Linked DNA regions of Homo sapiens: region 2 is linked to region 1. A link is an interaction called in ENCODE POLR2A ChIA-PET data of the cell type or tissue named here. Cell type or tissue: PC-9. All regions are shown on one strand. Links, peaks and the distances in the headings refer to the core of each region. The heading gives the core; the rest is flanking DNA.

Region 1 (10,791 bases), core at 3,618-7,617:
GGGTGTGGTTGAAAGAATTATTATTCTCCATTTTCATAAACGGAAACTCAAGGAAGTTAGTAATTTGCTCAAAGTCACTTTGCAGGTGTGAGTGCACTGTAACTTGAAGGAGGTCTAATTTCCCAATTCTTTGTCTTAGTCCATTCAGTCTGCTATAACAAAAATTCTGTAACATCTATGTCTTATAAACAACAGAACTTTATTTCTCACAGTTCTGGAGGCTGGAAAATCTAATATCAAGACGCCAGCAGATTTAGCCTCTGAAGGAGACTCACTTGCTCACATAATGGAAGGGTGAGGGAAGACTCCAAAGTCTCCTTTATTAAAAAGGCACTAATCCCTCTCAGAGTGATTAGTCACCTAATCACCTCTCAGACGCTCTGCTTCTAAATATAGCAATGTTCTATAGCAATGTTCTTTCCACTATATCAAATCAAGAAGTTTTGACTTGGAGGTTGTTATAGGGAGAAGTTACATTTTCTGCATATCTCTCAAAGCAGGCTGGGTTGCATTGAAGAGGAATGCAACGAGGGCTGATTCAAGCATGTTGAAAGGATGCAGATTCCACTTCACTGAGGGAAAAATAATCTTTCTACTAGAATTCTTTAAAAAAATGATTTTCTTAAAAGGGAATGAGTAGTAGTGGTGTTTGAGCAGGAGATGTGTGACCAATCTTCCTACATATTGTGGAGGATCTTGCATTTGGGAAAATCTTGACCAAGATGACTGTAATGGCCTTTTAAATTTTGGTTTTATAGTTTTAAGTACACGAAATTTGTTGACTCGTACTTTTTTTTTTTTGAGACAGGGTCTTGCCTGTTGCCCAGGCTGGAGTGCAGTGGCATGATCTCAGCTCACTGCAACCTCCACCTCCTGGGTTCAAGCAATCCTCGTGCTTCAGCCTCCTGAGTAGCTGGGATTACAGGTGTGTGCCACCACACCCAGCTAATTTGTATGTATTTTTAGTAGGGATGGGGTCTCACCACATTGGCCAGGCTGGTCTCCAACTCCTGGCCTCAGGTGATCCGCCTACCTCGGCCTCCCAAAGTGCTGGGATTACAGGTGTGAGAGACTGTGCCTGGCCATGTTCACTCATACTTTTAAGATTGTCATTTTTTTATTGCAACTCATCAAAATGTCACAAGTCATGTAAACTACTCCCTTAGATGTTCTAGTGTAATTTATTTGCTTCATGCTTTCTAAATAGCAAAATATGAGTAATATGACCTAGAATATTTAGCTTTAGGTGTATGTCCCATTGCATCACACAGAATATGAAAAAGATGTTCTCAAGATTTGAAACTTAATAAAAGTAATAATTTTTACTGTTTTATACAGAACATCTGTAAGTGAAGCTGGCATTTTTCCCCTTTACTATTAAATACCTGGGCGCTAAGAAATACAATGACTACTAATATTCTTTGGTGCCATCATGAATACTTTTGATTCATGTTAAGACACCAGCAGTTTTATCCACTTCCTGTGCACCATCAGTGCAAATGTTTGACACAATTGTTTCAGTAAAACACCCTGTGATTCAAAAAGGTTATTTAGTGCTTTGACTATTTCAGCATCACTTATGTTTGTTGACAAGTATTTACATAAAAGAAGATATTCTTTGATAATTGCTTGGTGCTGACATCACATGAATACAAGTAAAACAGCAAGTTCAGCCACATATGTAGATTTGCCCATTTGTAAAGCAAGTACAATTCTGCAGATAAGCTATTAACTGAGTCTTCATGTTTGCAACTAAATTTTTAATTTGACAAGTTATCTAAAATTAACCATCACAATAGCTTTCCTCATACTTTTTGTTTATTTATAGTTTTGCCCAGTTTATTTGAAGTAAATTCCCTTTTTTCATGAGTTAGAAAACGCTGTGGTGTCAATTTCATTCTTTGAACATTTTTAGATATTGATGGTGCAGCCGTTGATTGAGAAAACAAGTCTTCTTCTTCTTCTTTTTTTTGACATGGAGTTTTGCTCTTGTTGCCCAGGCTGGAGTGCAATGGTGTGATCTCAGCTTATTGCAAACTCTGCCTCCCGAGTTCAAGCAATTGTCCTGCCTCAGCCTCCTGAGTAGCTGGGATTACAGGCCTGCACCACCACGCCCAATTTTGTATTTTTAGTAAAGATGGGGTTTCTCCATGTTGGTCAGTGTGGTCTTGAACTCCCAACCTCAGGTGATCCACCCACCTCGGTCTCCCAAAGTGCTGGGATTACAGGCGTGAGCCACTGTGTCTGGCCTCTTCTTCTAATCTTTATTTTTAGCCAACTTATCTTCTTAACTATAATAAAAATAAAAATCTATTTTTGCTAATTTAACTTTTTATTTTTTTCTTTTTTGAGATGGAGTCTTGTTCTGTCACCCAGGCTGGAGTGCAGTGGCACAATCTTGGCTCACTGCAACCTCCACCTCCCAGGTTCAAGTGATTCTCCTGCCTTAGCCTCCTGAGTAGCTGGGACTACAGGTACGTACCACCATGCCCGGCTAAGTTTTGTATTTTTAACAGAGACAGGTTTCATCATGTTGGCCAGGCTAGTCCCAAACACCTGACCTCAAGTGATCCGCCTGCCTTGGCCTCCCAAAGTGCTGGGATTACAGGTATGAGCCACTGTGCCTGATTGCTAATTTTAGTATAAAATATTAAACTGAAATATTTTAGGTAAAAATTAAAAAATTAGAAAAGTTTTAAGAATTTTAAAATATTGCAAAATAAGACATCAACGTGTATTAAATAGTGTTATTTCTACAGAAACTCAGAAAAATTTCTGAGTTTCAAAATAACAATTTGTTGGACAAAAAGGTTATAGAGATCACAGTGATATTCCTGAAGATAGTTTGTAAAAGCCCTATGGGAGTACAGAAAACAAACTAAATTAATCTCTGAAAGTGCACAAATTTATATCCTAAACTTACTCTCTTGGAGATTTCTTTAAAAACACAATTTAGAAGCATACATTCCATTAGTCAGCTGTATTAGTCTGTTCTCATGCTGCTGTGAAGAAATACCCGACCGGGTAATTTAAAAATAAAAGAGGTTTAATTGACTCACAGTTCCGCATGTCTGGGGAAGCCTCAGGAAACTTACAATCATGGCAGAAGGCATCTTTTCACAGGGCAGCAGGAGAATCAGTGCCCAGCAAAGGGGGAAGCCCCTTATAAAATCATCAGCTCTCATGAGAACTTACTCACTGTCACAAGAACAGCACGGGGGAGGGGGGAGCTGCCCCCATGATTCAATTATCTCCCACCAGGTCCCTCCCATGATACGTGGGGATTACAAGATTACAATTTAAGATGAGATTTGGGTGGGGACAAAAAGCCAAACCATATCATCAGCATAGCAACCACATTGTCACATGTTATATAGCCTTTGGAAAATACCACTCTACATGCATTAAAAAAATGAAAGCAAAAACATTTTACTATTATAATGAATTTTTTTTTTACCTTAATCAACCCCAAGAGGATCTCAGGGACTCCTAGGAGTCTGGGCCCTACTCAGAGAACCACTGTCAATGAGATTGGATGTGCTTATACCTGATGACAATAAGTAACTCAAACCATGACATTCTCCTCTGTAGCACTAAGGCCACCCCCTTCACATCTTGACCTCACTGACCAAGGCCAGTGATTATGTTTCATTTATCTCTGTGTCCTTATTACAGATGCTTGTCCATAACAGTGGCTGGGTGTGGTGTCTCATGCCTTTAATCCCAGCTTTTTGGGAAGCTGAGGCAGGAGGATTACTTGAGGTCAGGAGTTCATGACCAGTCTGGGCAATATAGCAAGACCTTGTTTCTACAAAACCAAAAAAACATATAACTGCTTAATAAATGTTCATTGAAAGAATTTGAACTTTTTATTTCAGCAGAAAATATGACAAAAAGATTTTTAATGCTTTGGTGCCCTCAGGTGGCATTATATCGCAAAGTAACTTAGGAAAAAATACTGCATGTGTTAGTTTAGAACCTTGAGCCCAGTTTGGATTTTGGTTGCCATTTTGTATTAAAAATACTTTTCTTCTGATTCAAATTATCTTGCACATGTCAAACAAATTATTTGGATGAATTCCATCTCCATCTCCTATTTTATTTTGATACAGGTTGAAATTATTCTATTCATTATATAATTTTTCACTAGATTCATTGAGCTGACCAATCTATCATAGTCTTTCATTTCTTTCCCATTGCCATAAAATGTTGAGTGCTTCTCATTATTAGTTAGTTTTTAGATAAGAGAAATGAGTTATATACCTGGCAGGGTTCTTAAGCTATCTCCAACCTTTAACTCAAGTCTTTACATACTTTACTTCCTTATGGATCTGCATTTCTTTTGAGAGCAGATACTTATTTTGTATTAGGAATGTCAAGCATATTTTTGTATTTTCTATTTTCATTTAGTTTTACTATTTTTTTCTTGTTATGCCTCTTCCAAAATATATGCATTTTTTTCTTACTTTGTGAATTTATAGGTGCATGTACTTGTAATCAAAAGAGTGAAGGTGGCCATATTCAAAGGGAACTCTGAGATATATGAAAAATGTGGGTGCTCTTCCAAATTATGATTAGGAATTTGGCAAATTGGATGACATACTGCAGATGTATTGAGTTCCTTTTACTCTCCAAACTGTTAAAAGTCTTTCAGGCTGGGCACGGTGGCTCATGCCTGTAATTCCAGCACTTTGGGAGGCCGAGAAAGGCAGATCACTTGAAGTCAGGAGTTTGAGACCAGCGTGGCCATCATGGTGAAACCCCGTTTCTACTAAAATTACAAAAATTAGCCGTGGTGGTGGGTGCCTGTAATCCCAGGTACTTGGGAAGCTGAGGCAGGAGAATCCTTTGAACCTGGTAGGCGGAGGTTGCAGTGAGCCAAGATTGTCCCACTGCAGTCCGGCCTGGGTGACAGAGTAAGACTCTGTCTCAAACAAACAACAAAAAAAAAGTATTTCAGATCATTTAATCAATGGCCACTATATTGGAATGAACCGTGAGTGAGATACTTGCTTTAGGGATGTTTGATTCAGGTTCAAGGGTATGTGAAGAACCTGGAGATATATATATATGTGTGTGTGTGTGTGTATAAATGTGTGTGTGTGTATATATATATATATATATATATACACATACATACACACACACATAAATACATGTGTGTATATATATATACACACACATATATATACATACATATGTATATATATACACACATATATATACACATATATGCACACACACACACACATATATGTATATATTTTGGAGGTTCATCAAAGTGAAGGTTGGGAGAACTAAAATTCTGTAACCAAGGAAAAGTCTGGGGTGGAGACATCCACCAAGGAAGTACATTTACATTTACAATATGGCCACTCTTCCACTATTTAAATGTTTTGTTTCATTCATTTGCTCAACAAATATTTATGGACTCTAATATGTAATTTCAGCTGTTGTGTATCTGGGAATATTTTCGTATTTGGGAACACAGATATTGAAAAAGGAGGCCCATCCTTCACAAAGCTCTTCATCTAGTAAGGAGACAGCAAAGTTAATTAGGCAGCATCATGAGCACTATGAAACGCATAAAAGCAAGTCAATAGAAGAATCTGATTCAAGCTGGTACAGTGGCATTCACTGGTAGTCTCAGCTACTTAGGAGGCTGAGGTGAGAGGATTGCTTGAGTTAGAGGCTACAGTAAGCTATGATTGCACCACTGCACTCCAACCTGGGTAATAGAGTGAGACCCTGTCTCAAAAAAAGAAAAAAAAAAGGAAAGAAAATAATCTGATCCTTGTTTTGAAGAACAATTAGGTGTTAGCTGTTTGGTGGAAGATAGGGTGTTTCAATAGAGGGGCTAGTGTGTGAACGGCACTGGAGGAGTGTATGTGGAGGAATAGATAAAGGCTAGAAAGTCTGGCTGCATTGGCTCACACCTGTAATCCTAACACTTTGGGAGGCCGAGGTGAGAGAATCACTTGAGGCCAGGAGTTCAAGACCAGCCTGGCCAACATGGCGAAATCCCATCTCTACTAAAAATACAATTATTAGCTAGGTGTGGTGGCACATGCCTGTAGCCCCAGCTACTCAGGAGGCTGAGGCATAAGAATTGAACCCTGGGGCGGAGGTTGCAGTGAGCTGAGATTGCACCCCTGCACTCTAGCCTGGGTGACAGAGCAAGACTCTGTCTCAAAAAACAAAACAAAACAAAAAAAATAGAATAAAAAAAAAAGGTAGAAAGGCAGGTAGAGATCTTGAGACTCTAACTAAATATCTGAATGCTTTCCTGGAGGCCGAGGAACTACTGAAGGTTACACTTTGGCCACAGAATAAAGAAAAGACTGGGCTGGGCACAGTGGCTAACACATGTACTCCTAGCACTTTGGGAGGCCAAGGTGGGAGGATTGCTTGAGGCCAAGAGTTCAAGACCAACCTGGCCAACATAGTGAGACTCCATCTCTATTATTTTTAAAAATTAAAAAATTAAAAAAGGAAAAGACTGGAGGGGGTAAACTAAGAAATAGGGAGGCAGTTAAAATGTTGCAATACTACTAGAAAGAAATGAAAAAGAAGTAAGGCCATTGTAGTGGGAGTAAGTTGAGATGTTAAGGAGACAGATCAATAGGGTTTGGTTGGTAAAGGGGTGAAGATGTTAAGGATGTCTGTGCTGTACTTGGCTTATATGGTTGTGCCATCCATTATGATAAGAATTCAGAAAGAAGAGTGTATTTTTGGGGGCAGGGGAAAAGAGTTTAGCTTTGGATGTTGAATTTAAGACATTCAAATTGCAGTTTGTCATACAGTTTGAGAAGTCCAAAGTGGTGTACTGGAGAGAGACCACCCAGCAAAATCAGGTGGGGAGTTGGCCCTAGAAGAAATGAATGGCATTGGCTGAGTTTCCTGTTTTCATGGCCTCTAAGTCAAGCCTTAATCAGGAACAGCTAAAACCCCAATAGAAAACCTGCAATCTTTTTGGCTTAAAGAAGCACAGGACAGACCTTGAGGCAACCACAGTTGCTGGAACGCTAGTGGAGGACCTCCAGAAATAAGAAACCTACAGAGGAGGAGGTTCATTTTCAATATCCTTCCTTGATATCCATGGGAGATTGGTTCCAGGACCCCCACGGATACCAAGATCCAAAGATGCTCAAGTAACAATGTAAAATGGCATAGGATTTGCATATAACATATATACATCCTCCCATATGCTTTAATCACCTCTGGATTACTTATAATACTTAATACAATATAAATGCTATGTAAATAGTTGTAATGTTATATTTTTAACTTATATTATTTTTTATTGTTCCTTCACTGGTTTTTAAATAATATTTTTGAATCATGGTTGGTTGAGTTAGCAGATGCAGAACCCAAGGATATAGAGTATAAACTCTGCAAACATCCATTGGGAAGACTTAGATTTGAGCCTTAGTGGATGACCTGGGGCAAGGTACTTCACCCTTGGTTTCTTAATTTTTAAAATGCAAAAAATAATATTTTTCAGAGTAGTTATGAGCAGTAAAAACAAGTACTTGTAAGATATTTCACACAGTCTTGCCACATAGCTGACTCTCAATAAATGACTGCTGTATTAATCAGGACTCTGCTAGTAGCAAGTGACAGGAACTGAACTCGAGCTTGCTCAAGTGGCCAAGGAAGTTGATCAACAGCAAGGTAGAACAGGAGGTGGAGTCAGGATCTCTGTCATCAGGTCTCTCTCTCTCACCCAGTCACACCTTGCCTTATCTCCTGAAGTTTATCCTTCACTTCCGTTGATGGCCTCCTCCTTTGGGAATGGGTGTGGGTAGAGCTGTGGGTGTGGGTGTGGAGATGCCTGATCCAGGATTACACCCTCAATGATAGGCAGAAGAAAAGCCCCCAAATAAGCTAATATCTTAATCTCAGAAACCTGTAAATATGTTTCCTTACTCAGCAAAAGGGAACTAAGACTGCAGATGAAATTAAAATGGCTAATCAACTGATTTTAAAATAGAGAGATTATCCTGAATTATCTAGGTTGGCTCAATGTTATCATTAGGGTCCTTAGAAGCAGAAGAGGGAGGCAGGAGAGAGTCAGAGGGAAATATGACCACAGAAGGCCAGAGTGATATGATGTGAGGACTCAACTGCTGTGGCTGGCTTTGAAGATGGAGAAAGGGGCCATGAGCCAAGGAATGGGGGAAACCTCTAGAATCTGGAAAAAGCAAGGAAACCAATTTTCCCCTAGAGCCTCCAGAAGGAATGCAGCCCTGTCACTAATTTTAGCCTAGTGAGACCCATGTCGGACTTCTGACCTACACAACTATGAGATAATAAATATGTATTGTTTAAGCCTCTAAATTTGTGGTAGTTTGTTAAAGCAACTATATAAAATGAATATGCCATCCCAGTTTTGTTGGGATGATATGTGTTTCGTGGAGCCTAAAATGTATGCATTTTGGGGGTCTCTCTTTAAGGAAAATTCAAAATCACAAAAGAAAGAGAATATTTAGAATGAGAAAGATCACAAAAAACTGCAAAATTTAAGAAGATGACAGGCAAGAAGGCAGAACAGATGGCTCCACCTATCATTCCCCCAACAAGGGCACCAGTTTAACAACTATCTATGTAAAAAAAACACCTTCATAAGAACAAAAAATCAGGTGAGCACTCACAATACCTGGTTTTAACTTCTTATCACTGAAAGAGGCACTGAAGACATAGGAAAAATGATCTTGAATCATTAATGCCACTGATATTAGTGGCATCTGTGTGCCCACCCAAATCTCATGTTGAATTGTAATCCCCAGTGTTGGAGGTGGGGCCTGGTGGGAGGCGATTAGATCATGGGGTGGTTTCTAATGGTTTAGCATCATTCCACTAGTGCTGTTTCGGATAGAGTTCTCATGGTATTTGGTTGTTTAAAAGTGAGTAGCACACCAGGCGCGGTGGCTCATGCCTGTAATTCCAGCACTTCGGGAGGCCGAGGCAGGCAGATCATCTGAGGTTGGGAGTTTGAGACCAGCCTGACCAACACAGAGAAACCCCGTCTTTACTAAAAATACAAAATTAGCCGGCATAGAGGCGCATGCCTGTAATCCCAGCTACTCAGGAGGCTGAGGCAGGAGAATCGCTTGAACCTGGGAGGCTGAGGTTGTGGTGAGCTGAGATTGTGCCATTGTACTCCAGCCTGGGCAAGAAGAGCAAAACTCCATCTCAAAAAAAAAAAAAAAAAGTGTGTAGTACCTCCCCCTTCACTCTCTTCCTCCTCTTCTGGCATGTAAAATGTGCCTGCTTCCCCTTTTCCTTCCACCATGATTGTAAGTTCCTGAGGCCTCCCCAACCATGCTTCCTGTACAGCCTGCAGAACCTTTTAAGTCAATTAAACCTTTTTTCTTTATAAATTACCCAGTCTCAGGTAGTTCTTCATAGCAGTGCAAGAATGGACTAATACAGCCACTCCTCTCCCAACCCCTGGCAGTGGTGGCACAGTGTGGCAAGTATTTTGATGTTCTTGGGAGAGGGAGACTGCAGCATTTGTGAGGCATTGAACTCAGTGCTGCCCTATTATAACAGAAAACAAAACTGGACCAAACTCAGCTGATGCCCACCACAGAGGCAGAATTTAAATCAGACCTAACCTGATCTGATTAGGGGAATTGCTGATCCCAGTGGTCCAAATTTGAGTTCCTGCAAGCCTCACCACTGTGGTCTAAAGTGTTCTGGGGCCCTAAGTAAACTTGAAAGGCAGTCTAGGCCACAAGGACTGAAACTCCTAGGTGAGTTCTAGTGCTGAATTGGGCTGAGACAGTGGACTAAGGGAGCATGTGATCTACTGAGACCCCAACCTGGGCAGCCAAGGGAGTGTTGGCATCACCCCTCCCCTAACCCCAGGCTGCACAGTTTGCACTTCCAAAAGAGACCACTTCCCTCCACTTGAGGAAAGGAGAGGGAAGAATGGGGAAGAGTTTGTCTTGCATCTTGGATACCAGCTCAGCAGGATAGGGTACCAGTCAGAGTTGTGAGGTCTCCCTTCCAGACCTTAGTTCCTGGATGACATTTCTAGACACATCCTGGGCTAGAAGGGAACCTGTTGCCTTGAAGAGGAGGACCTAGTCCTGGAAGGATTTATCACCTGCTAACTGAAGAGCTCTTGGGCCCTGAATTACCAGCAGCAATACCCAGATACTACGTCAAGGGCCTTGGGTGAGCCTCTGAGACTTGCTGGCTTCAGGCAAGAATGAGCAACACTCCTAGCTATGGTTGCTACAGGGCAAGATCCTTCCACTTGAGAAAAGTGTAGGGAAAAGCAAAGGGGATTTTGTCTTGCACCTTACATACCAGCTCAGCCACGGGGGAGTAGAACACAAATGAGCTCTTGGAGGTCTTTGATTCCAGGACTTGACTCTTGGATGGGATTTCTGGAACTGCCCTGGACCAGAGAGGAGCCATTGCCATCAAGGTGAGTCCCAGGCCAGGCAGCATTCACCACAAGCTGACTGAAAGGCACTTGGACCTTAAGGGGACATTGGTGGTAGCCTGGCAGTACTCCCTTTGGGCCAGTGTTGGTGGTAATCATTGGGGGAGGCTCCCTTATCTTTGGAAAGGGGAGGGAAGACTAGAAAGAACTGCATCTTGTGGTTTGAGTGCCAGCTCAGCCACAGTACAGTAAAATACCACCAGGTAGACACCTAAAGTTTTTGACTTTAGTCCCTGGCTCCCGGATGGGATCTCTGGACCTACCTGGGGCCTGAGGGAATTCGCTGCCTTAAGGAGAGCATAGGCCTGTCTGGCTTTGCCATCTGCTGATTG
Region 2 (10,791 bases), core at 3,295-7,294, 290 kb before region 1:
AAAGGTGTTTGCATCATGGAGGTGGATCCCCCATGGCTTGGTGCTGTCTTCACGATGGTGAGTTCTTGGGAGATACGGTCATTTAAAAGTGTGTGGAACTTCCCCCGCAACACACTCTCTCTTTCTTGCTCCTGCTTGTGCCATGCCAAGTGCCTGCTCCTGCTTCACCTTTTGCCATGAATAAAAGTTCCCTGACAGCTCCCCAGAAGCAGATGCTGTTATACTTCCTGTACAGCCTTCAGAACCAGGAGCCAATTAAACCTCTTTTCTTATAAATCATCCAGTCTCAGATATTTCTTTATAGTAATGCAAGAACGGCGTAACACAGACACTGAAAATGAAGTGGCATAGAGAGAAAATACAGGAGGCTGTCCAAGGCATCTTGTGTTAGGATTGAGTCACTGTTGTGTATAAATCTTTTCAGCACCAGTCTACAAAGGAATGAATAAGTAACGAATGGCTGAATGAACAAATCAGTGAATGATCAAAGAATCAATGGACTGAAAGATAAATCAACAATGAGGATAGTAAAATGACAATGTACCATCATCAGTTCACAGGTATAATGAGTGTGTGCATGTGTGTGTATGAAAGAGGAAGAGCCAAAGGATTGATGGGTGTAATAGGTATACAGAGTATTACTCTGGCTCTTACAGAGGAATTGGTGACAAACTAAGGAGGAGTCACAATCCCCAAAGTGCCTCAGAAGCCCTCATCCCTAGAATGGTAACAGACTTGTATAGCAGCTGCACCCTCACAGCTGACAGCTGTCATGTTTAACCCTCCCCTTCCCCCCTCCAACCACAGGGTATGGAGTAAGAAGGTCCCAAGTCAAAGGATGTTTCACTCAACCAGCCCTTTCTCTGAGAAGTCTCAATGTTTACTCTCTGACACTACGAAAGAGTCACTCACAGAGTATATAACTAATGCATTAATGCAGATGAAATCCTGTGCCTCTGAAAGACTAGGGACCCAGAATTGGCTAAAATAATACTTTATATGCACTGTACAGTGGAGTTGCAAAACTGTGGCTATACAGAATTGGGTGACCTCCAGCTTGATTTCATCTAGCCAATTGATATGGTTTGGCTCTGTGTCTCCACCCAGATCTCACCTTGAATTGTAATAATCCCCACGTGTCAAGGGTGGGACCAGGTGGAGGTAATTGGATCATGGGGGTGGTTTCCCCCATGCTGTTCTCGTGAGAATGAGTGACTCTTACAAGACTTGATGGTTTTATAAGCGTCTGGCATTTCCCCTGCTTGCACTCATTCTCTCTCCTCTCGCCCTGTGAAGAGATGCCTTCCACCACGATTGTAAGTTTCCTGAGGGCTCCCCAGCCATGTAGAACTGGGTGTCAATTAAACCTCTTTTCTTTATAAATTACCCAGTCTTGGGTAGTTCTTCATAGCAGCATGAGAAGGGACTAATACACCAATCTATGGGAGGAAAATGTTTGCCAATGGCCTGTTGTGACTGACCTCTTCTGGGTGAATATCAAATTCTCAAGTGATGGAGGGAAGCAAATACCAGGATCACATAGGGAGATTTGTAGAATCTCACATGATCCAGGCATTCCAGTGCTAGAGTGGTTGGCGTAAAATTATAAATTAATCAGTAAAAATAATTGTTTTCTACAAAGGGCAAAACAGCAATTTTAGGAAATTGGTCACACAATCCGATAGAAAGGAAAAGAAAAAACATGCTAAAATCACACTGTTAGGGGGTATGGGCCATGAATCTGTCCCATTGGGTTTCTGCCATCCCCATTCTGAAAAGCCCTACAGCCTACTAAGCCTTGTCTCACAACCCCAAGCTTACAAAGTGTACTAGATGTGCATGGTTTATCATAGAGGTATCATCTCCTTAGCAGGAGAAAAGGAACCAACACTGAGTGCCAGCTCAGTGCCAGGTGCTTCAAAGATTCTGAGAAAGATGTTCATCAATCAGGAAGGATTGAGATGAGATTCTGTTTTGAAACATACAATCCCAACGATGAAGACCCTCAGGACTATTAGAACATCTTTTCACGCAGTAACAGCAAAGTGTAATGAACACGGCTACCAATTTTAGGGGAAAAGCTGCCTGTTACTATTGTCAAGATCCAATAAATAATTCAGCATGGAAATAGTGACATCATTTTCATTGGGCAAAGTCCAAAATAAAAACCTTGCAGGTAAGTTCTTTGTAATACATCACACTCCGAAGATATATAAATAAATTGATTTGGCTTTCAGCTGTTAGAAAGTAGATTGCTGTTTTAAATGAACAAACAAATTATATATCTTTCCTACCAAGAGTAATACTTTCTATGTGGCCATGAAGAGACCTCCTAGAGAAGACATTGATGAGGCATAATCATCTTCTCACACTGTGCTTTGGTAGTTGCATAACTGGAAGGGAAGTCTGATGTGGAGGGAGTGCAACTTTATCAAACAAATGACCCAGTCATTTTGTTACCCTTCTGATACTAAAAGCACTTTATGAAACTGGGCCCCATGAAGTACTTAAATGACCTGTCTTCAGACTCTATCCCTCCATCCAAATGGCTTAAACTAAAATCATTACCATATAAACTATTTTGAAAATATTTATGTGTAATCCTGATAAAAAGTGTTTAGAGCAGCATGTTCTTAGCCACAGTATTTCCAAAAATATCTCTTGCAGATGCCAATAAATCAGTGCATAACCTGTATTATCTGTGCCTTCAACCATCTGCACTGTTCTTCATCTTTGAAGCCAGCTGTTGAAAGGCATTAATCACAAGGTTATGCCCCATCCAAACAGGATTGTTTGACAATGGCATACACAGTCATCCATGAGTTGGGCTGGTCTAATCACAATACAACACACATTGCTGATAGAAGATAAGGGTCTTTGCAACTGTGTGTGGCCTGCACAGTTGCACAATGTCAGTGAGGCCAAAAGGTGCTACCACGAGAGTAGAGAGTTGTTTTCAAAATGAAAAAATGTAAACTACTGCCTTGTTTGCCCTAAGATAGCTGATATATGAAATCTACCAGTCTGCTAAGATTTTAAAACCTCCAAATAGCAAAACTTGCAGTATACGTTCTATGAGTTTATCATAAATAAATAAAATCATACCTGATCCTTCATATTCTTATCTAACTCTGGTGTTAGTTGAAATAATCAAATTTTTAGGAGGTTTTTTTTTAACCAAATAATTACTCGCACAAACCTGAAAATAAAAGGCCTCTTTACCAGAATGGTTTCTACAGAATGTTAAATGCAACACTTAGGTTAATCTGTATCTCAGTGTGTAACCACATCCTGCCCTGCAGACCTCAGACATGGAAAAGTGTGGAAGAACAGCAATGGGCCTGTCTGCCCCAGGATGGGCTTACATCTCACTCTCTAAGGAATTTCAGTTGTAACAAACTTTGGAAGAAACTTTTATTTCAAGAGATTGTGATTCAAGTTATGAGGCCTGATGTTTTCTTCTTCAATTGCCTGTCATATAATGACAAATGTTGGCAAATCCTTCCTCAGGCTCACTTACAATCTATGAAATTGAAAGATGGCTGTGATTTTGGTCAAGGCCAATGGAACCAGGCAACCCTACACTAGTTATAAGAATAAAATGTCAGGCTGGGCGTGGTGGCTCACGCCTGTAATCCCAGCACTTTGGGAGGCCAAGGCGGGCGGATCACAAGGTCAAGAGATTGAGACCATCCTGGCCAACATGGTGAAACCCTGTCTCTGCTAAAAATACAAAAATAAGCTGGGCATGGTGGCGCATGCCTGTAGTCCCAGCTACTTGGCAAGCTGAGTCAGGAGAATCGCTTGAACCTGGGAGGTGGAGGTTGCAATCAGCCGAGATCACACCATTGCACTCCAGCCTGGTGACAGACTGAGAGTCCATCTCAAAAAAAAAAAAAAAAAAAAAAAAAAGAATAAAATGTCAAATTAGCAATTCCACTTCAACAAATTTATCTTAAGAGAATAAAGATGGGAGCAAAGATTAATATACAGAAAAATTCACAGAAGTATTTATTTTGTGGGAAAAAAATTGAGAAAAATCTTAATATTCAATAACTGCATTAGACAGATGGTGGTACCTCCCTTTTAAATGATAATACAGGTGAAAAAAAAATGTTTACATTGAAAGTTAAATAAGGGCCAGGCACAGTGGCTCTGTTTGCAATCCCAGTAGTTTGGAAGGCTGAGGTGGGAGGATCGCTTGAAGCCAGGAGTTTGAGATTAGCCTGGGTAAAACAGCAAAACCACATCTCTACAAAAAATAAAAATAAAAAAATTAGTCAGGCATGATGGCGTGTACCTGTAGTCCTAGCTACTCAGAAGGCTGAGGCAGGAGGATCACTTGAGTCCAGGAGTTCAAGGATGACTCCACTGCACTCCAGCCCGGGCAACAGAGGAAGACCCTATCTAAAAATAAATAAATAAATACATGTTAAGTAATGGAAAAAGTTCTAAAATACCAAAAGCAGATGAGCTAATTTTAATGGGGAAAATGTATCTAGATATGCATAGTCCAAAAGAATATATCATATAATTATGGCTTACTTTAATTTTTTTCCTTGTTTTTAATTTTTCTAGAATAAATATGTAAAGACTTACTTGGATAACTTTATTTTTAAAAGCATATTTTATTTTTTAAAAATTAAAATGTCAGAGACCAAAAATACTACTTGCCCAATGTCTGCAGTGGATATTGGTAGTTCCTCCTTCTTACTTGAAAAGTCAGGACAAGCTAACTGATGAAATAGAAAAACCCTACATCTCAGTGACTAATCCCAATTAGAGGTTGGTTTTCACAAATGCAAGGGTCTATTTTAGCTGTTCCTAGTCAGGCATTCTCTTGGGCAGCTCTTCTCTGAGCAGTGACCCAGGATCCAAGCCTCTTACAATCTAGTGGCTTCGCTGAATCTAGTGCATTAAGTCAGCAGGTGAGGGAAGAGGATTTAGAGGATTGCATTGGAGGTTTCCTCAGACAAGCCTGGAAATAACTCACAATACTTCTGCCTGATTCCATTGGCTGAAACTCAGTCCTATGACCATATCTAACTGACAGGAAGACTGATAAATATTTAGTTATGTGTCTACGAGGAAAAAGGAAATAACATGGTAAACAACTAGCCAACTGTAGTCATACTAGTGTAACCACACTTCCACATGGTGACTCTACTTAGTTCAGGAGAGTAGGGGTAAGCATCCTTCTGAGATCGAGAAAATGAGGAAATGAAACTTAATCTAACTGAAACCAATGCAAATACATGGAATTTATCTAATCCCCACCTACTGGAGCAGTGAACAGGAGAGAATTAAATGGACATTGCAAAAGAAGGCATTCCCAACCATGCCCTATATTGCAGGACTCACTTTTCTCAATCATCGACTCATGATGACCTTGCCAGAATGGAATAGCTTCATGCTATCCATGACTGCCCCCAACAGACTGGGTGAATGCACATGGCTGACAGCACCCAGGCTGAACTGGGGTGACTCAGATCTCATCTTCAGAAACATGATTATATCAACAGGTCAAAGCTGTGGGACAATCAAACATTCATGTAGTCAAATATATTAACCTGAAATCTAATAGTGTGAGGCACCCTGACTGAAGAAACAGTGCATTAACAGAAAGAGATGGCCTTCAGAGAGTTTAGTAAAAAAAAAAAAAAAAAAAAAAAGCTAAGAGTAAGAATGTATCAGTCTATTCATCACCAGTCAGGGAGAGACATTAAATCATAATTTTAGCTAATATTCATTGAACTTGATGGCTCTCAGGCTTCTAAACATGTCACATGCATTGTATCACTTAATTTCATAACAACTTAATGAAATAGGTTGTATGCAAATAGATGAGGTTCATCTTGACAGATGAGGAAACTGACGGTCAGGGAGTGTAACTGAACCGCTCAAGTTTTAGTTTGTAAGTGGCAGAGTCAGAAGAGAATGGACAGTGTCGGATACCAGAACCTAAGAGTATGTGGACTCATTGCAACATGTGCAACATGAAAATTGTGATCACCTGAGAAGTGGCTGGGTAGAGTGATTCATCAGGTTCTACCCTGGCCTGGGTAAAATATTTTCCTTATCTTAAACTTGACTGGTATCCTCTGGGGGAGCTTATAAAAAATACAGTTCCCAAGCTCCATCCCAGGCCCTAGTAAATGAAAATCTGAGTGAGGCCCAAGGGTCCCTCTTCGTAACAAGCCCCTGTGGTGATATTGATCTGCAGTGATGTTTGGGAATTAATACTCCAGACATTTCTTCCATTAGCTCTGGTAACACACACACTTGGAAGACTCTACTCAAAAAATTTAGTCGTGTTGACAATGGAATGGAGTCCCCTAGATGATGTACATAAAATTCCACTCAGAGGAAAATGTGCGCTCTTTTGTGAATGAATAGATTAGCTTTTAGTTTTGTATAGTAGTCTTTTGGAAACTTGATCAGCATAAGTAGATCCTCCCAAATGTGTTCCTCTCATTTTGTGGTTTGGGTAGGGTGACCAATCCTCCTTGTTTGCCCAGGGTTTTCCTAGTTTTTCCACTAGAAGTTCCACATTCTAAGAGATTCCTCTGATCATACTGAGATGGTTGGTAGGGTTATCAACTCATCCCAGCTTGTCTGAAACTGTTCTATGTTTTAAAACTGAAGTTCCCATATCCTGGCAATCCTCTGAGACCCAGGCAAACTGGGTCAGTTCATCATCCTAATTGGTCACCAGTCACTGCCTCCCTATGAGACTCTTATCTATGTAATCTGCTGGCCTCAGAAAAATTCTCTATTTTATCTTTTACTAAAATATATTGTCCCAAGACTCAGTGATGTCCAGAGTTTTTGGGAAGTAAGAATTGTGTTTCTAATGAGGCCTTGTAAATATTAAAACATACAGCTTACAGGCCATTGTGGAAATTTATTTAGAGAAAAGAAATTGTGAGGATTTTCTCAAATATGGAATGCTCTGAAATTTCCTTTCATCCTTTCCTAAATAGGGCTGAAAAAGTAAACCAGAGGTGTGTTACTATGTAGTTCCGAATATTGATAGGAAGGGATCCAAAGGCCACACCTTTGCAAATGTGATCATAGAAATTCCAGGGTCCCTGGAGCCTGCAAAAAAGACTTTGGCATCACCAAGCAATCCCAGTCGAAGAAGGTCCCCATGCCTCCCTCTTTGGCCTGATACCTCCCTGACTTGCAGCTCAGTCTTTATTCCCCATCTCTCAGACTGATTACATTTCAAGCGAGTGACTCAAGTGAGTTTGCCTAATAGATTTCCATTTTGTTTCTGAGACCTTTTCTTCATGCAAGAATTGGTTAGTGTTGGGTCAGTCGTTTATATATTAACACGTCCGAATATTCATAAACAGGGGCTGCTTTAGTGTTCTCAAACTTTGCTTCATGAATAATTCATATGTTTGACAGCAACTATGTTACTCAACTTATTTAAAGACTACAATCAATATAGCATGCTGCTCCAAAACATAGCAACCAGTCCTTTAACTGTAGTGTGCTTTAAAATTTTTTTCCCAGTTATTTCACCATCACATTGAACCACAAATATATGGTAATTACTAATAATTCTACCTCCATTTTGCATGTCACCACAATCAACATATTGATTGCTTTTTGATTATAATAAATGGTTGGTTAAATTGAGGGTTTGCGATTAAGAATGTTAAACTCCGATATTTATTTAATTCAGCTGCACCAATTTAGGCTCTGCATGGTAATTTCATAAAAAGCTATTGAGAATCAGAGTAGTTATTTGAATCAAGGCCTATAAAGAGAGCCCAGTTTCCCCAGGAGAATCTGGCATTTAAGTAAATTACACCAACCAGGGGTTTGGTTTTGCCTCTTGGAGCATACAAAAAACTCCAGCATTATGCTCATTTTGAAATGTAAATAGAGTGGAGAAAAACTTAGGAAATTCTTCTGTTAACTTTCTATTTTAGGATTTAAAGAAATAAGTCTCAGAGAAAGACTAAATAAAGCCTATTTACATGGAACTTTGCCCTACATATAAGCAAGGGTCTAAACTGGCTGGGTAAAGACACAAATGGGAATTATGGGGGTGAAGGAGGCAGAAGAGTCACTTTGGTAAATAATTTGAGAGATTATCTAGATTTTGGCTTACAGCCGGGAAACCCATTTCCAAGGAATGAGAAATCTACCATATTTAAAGTCCCTCGGGAGGAGACAATCTTGTTTTTTGTGTAAACCCAGTTTTGTGATAAACAAAGATTAGACCAAACTAGAATGATCGCTGTTAGGAAATCCTCACTAACATCACCCAGGCAGCTCTTTCATCTCATTTCCTCTTATTCTCTCTGAATGGCCATCTCTCAACACCTTTCTCCTTTATTCATTTAAGAAATAGAGTGTACATTCCACTCCATTAACCAGGGACATGATGAAGTTATACAGAAGCACCTTTTGTATTTTCTTGACTAAGTCATAAATGTTTCATGTGGTAACGTTTCTGAAATCATGATGCATGATAAACATACTGTTTCCCTTCTCACCCCCTGAAAGTTGTTCTGAGTTGGGTGACCTCACAATTCACATCATCTTAGAATGGTGAAACTATGATACTGTCATTGCTCAAGGGGTCGTTACACTAGAATTCTTTTAGACATATAATCTACCTGAGCTTGGACTTCTGACAGAAACCCAAGGCCCTCCTATTCATGAAGGCATTGTGGGGATACTTCTTCCAGAAACCCTGCTATGAGTGCATCCTGGTTTACTTCCTGTCAACATTGAACACCAGTCAAGATGAAACTGCTTTGCCATCTCTTCTCTCCCAGACTCTCTTCTCTACTATGTTGTCCTTCCTTTCTCCTGCCGCAACCCACTGCCTTTCCTTTTTCTCCCAAATCTGCCCATGGTGCTCCCGTGAAACCCTGTTTCCCAGATACTAACTCTGCTGAATTTTCAACATCACAAAATATTTCCTGCATCTCCTCACCTAAAGAGAAACCCGGACATTCTGAAGGAAATTGCTTGTTCTGCAGCCCTCTGACCACTTGGTTCTTGCTCTCCTGTACTCCATGTGTCCTCCTCAAGTAAGAGATTAGCTTGAAAGAATCTTCCCTCAACAATTCTTCCCCGCTTGACTACATCCTTTTTTTCCTTTAAGACCCATACCATAATCTGGCTTTGCTGCCCTTCTTTCCTCCTTCCTCTCACTTGTGGACCTCCTCATTATGGCTCATCATTCCCTGTAAACCCTGACTCCTTGTCCACCATCTCCGTCATTCCCCAGATCTATTATCATTGATAGTTTCTTCGGTGTCTGTATGAAAGACCCATCCAGCACTTCTGCACCTTATTTCTTTACCTATTCAACTCCAAATGCCATCACATTCACCTACTCCAGTTGCCATACCTGAGACCTCACCACCACCTGAAATGATTCCACCTCTAAAATCTTCAAACATTCTGCTAACGATCAAAATCTCCTATCCTTCTATTTCCCTTACTCTAAAATTTCCATTGTCTGTTCTTGACTTTCTTTTTTCTTCATCCTCTCTGTTTCCTTTTCTATCGAATCTAGACCTCATAGCCCATTACTTCTACCACTTTCTCTCCAGTTTCCTTCACTGCCTTCCCCTATGGTCCTTGCATCACACCTGCCCAGCAACACTCCAAGCTTGAAGAACCGATCCACCTGCCTTCTGTGCCCCATACATAGTCTAATGGGAAAAAAAAAAACCTATGCAAACACATGTAGTCAGGCCACTCTGAACTCATGGACTCCAACCAGGTCTTCAGTGGCTGCCTGACAATCCTTCTGTTGTCTGGGTAGCTCACTTCTCACTCTCTACAGAAATTATTTTAACTTCTCTCTCCTTTTTTTTTACCTATATCCCACCACTGCTCACTGTCCTCTCACTTGAGACTTAACCTCAAGGAAAATAGAAGCCATCATATGGAAACTCGCTTAACTTTCTGGAACCCAATGCACAAGTTTACTTGTGTCTGTAGCTCTTCTTCCTTCTTTTCCGCATTGCCAAGATGAGAAAGGAGTCCTGCCTCTTAGTCTATTCTTTCTATCTCATAGTGATCTCATCTGGTTCCACCATCTCTCAACATTGCTCTTCACTCTTGCCCTTATACTACCTCCTTCCTGGAGACATTTAAAAAGGCCCTAGCATCTCCCATCTTATGAAAAGAAATGTATAGAATTCATTAAAGAAAAACTCTCAAATCCAAATCCACCCTATCTTATTTTCTCCCTTTCTTAGACAAGACCCTGCAAAGGCATGTCTGCCCTCAGTATCTCCACTTCCTCATCTACACTGTATTCCTTGCCTACTTCAATCTGTGTTTCTAATTCCACTGAAGACACTGTCACTGAGACCTCCAGCCCATACTGTTAAATCTTTTGAGTCCTTATTTGACCACTGTGACTATATGAACCATATCAGCCTCTTTGAAGTTCTTTTTTTTTGAGATGGAGTCTCACTCTGTCACCCAGGCTGGAGTGCAGGGGGCCAATCTAGGCTCACTGCAACCTCCGCCTCCTGGGTTCAAGTGATTCTCCTGCCTCAGCCTCCTGAGTAGCTGGGACTATAGGCACACACCACCACGCCTGGCTAATTTTTTTTTTTTTGGTATTTTTAATAGAGATGGGGTTTCATCATGTTGACCTGGCTGGTCTAGAACTCCTGACCTTGGGTGATCCGCCCACCTCAGCCTCCCAAAGTGCTAGGATTACAGGCATGAGCCACCGCGCCCGGCCTGAAGCTCCCTTTCCAGGACTTCTGTGAGGTCATGTTCTCTTGCGTTCCATCCTAC

Evidence for each region. ChIA-PET counts read pairs that join two places held together with the same protein. Peaks named below come from ENCODE experiments on the same cell type or tissue, not always from the same donor. Only the 100,000 strongest peaks of a DNase experiment are listed, where the experiment ranks them.
Region 2: POLR2A ChIA-PET joins it to region 1 with 6 read pairs; 2 of 35 experiments call an interaction of 5 or more read pairs at or near these places.

The regions. Positions count from the first base shown.
Region 1 is chr5:57,273,374-57,284,164 of GRCh38, forward strand. No RefSeq gene overlaps it. Among named protein-coding and RNA genes, the nearest start is that of GPBP1, 100 kb to the left of the region's middle. In PC-9, for the core only: CTCF peaks have their summits at 3,897 (motif pointing left) and 4,098; no DNase peak of the experiment used is centred there.
Region 2 is chr5:56,981,349-56,992,139 of GRCh38, forward strand. No RefSeq gene overlaps it. Among named protein-coding and RNA genes, the nearest start is that of MIER3, 35 kb to the left of the region's middle. RefSeq lists an enhancer at 7,874-8,043. In PC-9, for the core only: no CTCF peak of the experiment used is centred there; a DNase peak (open chromatin) is centred at 5,183; H3K27ac peaks cover 385 bases.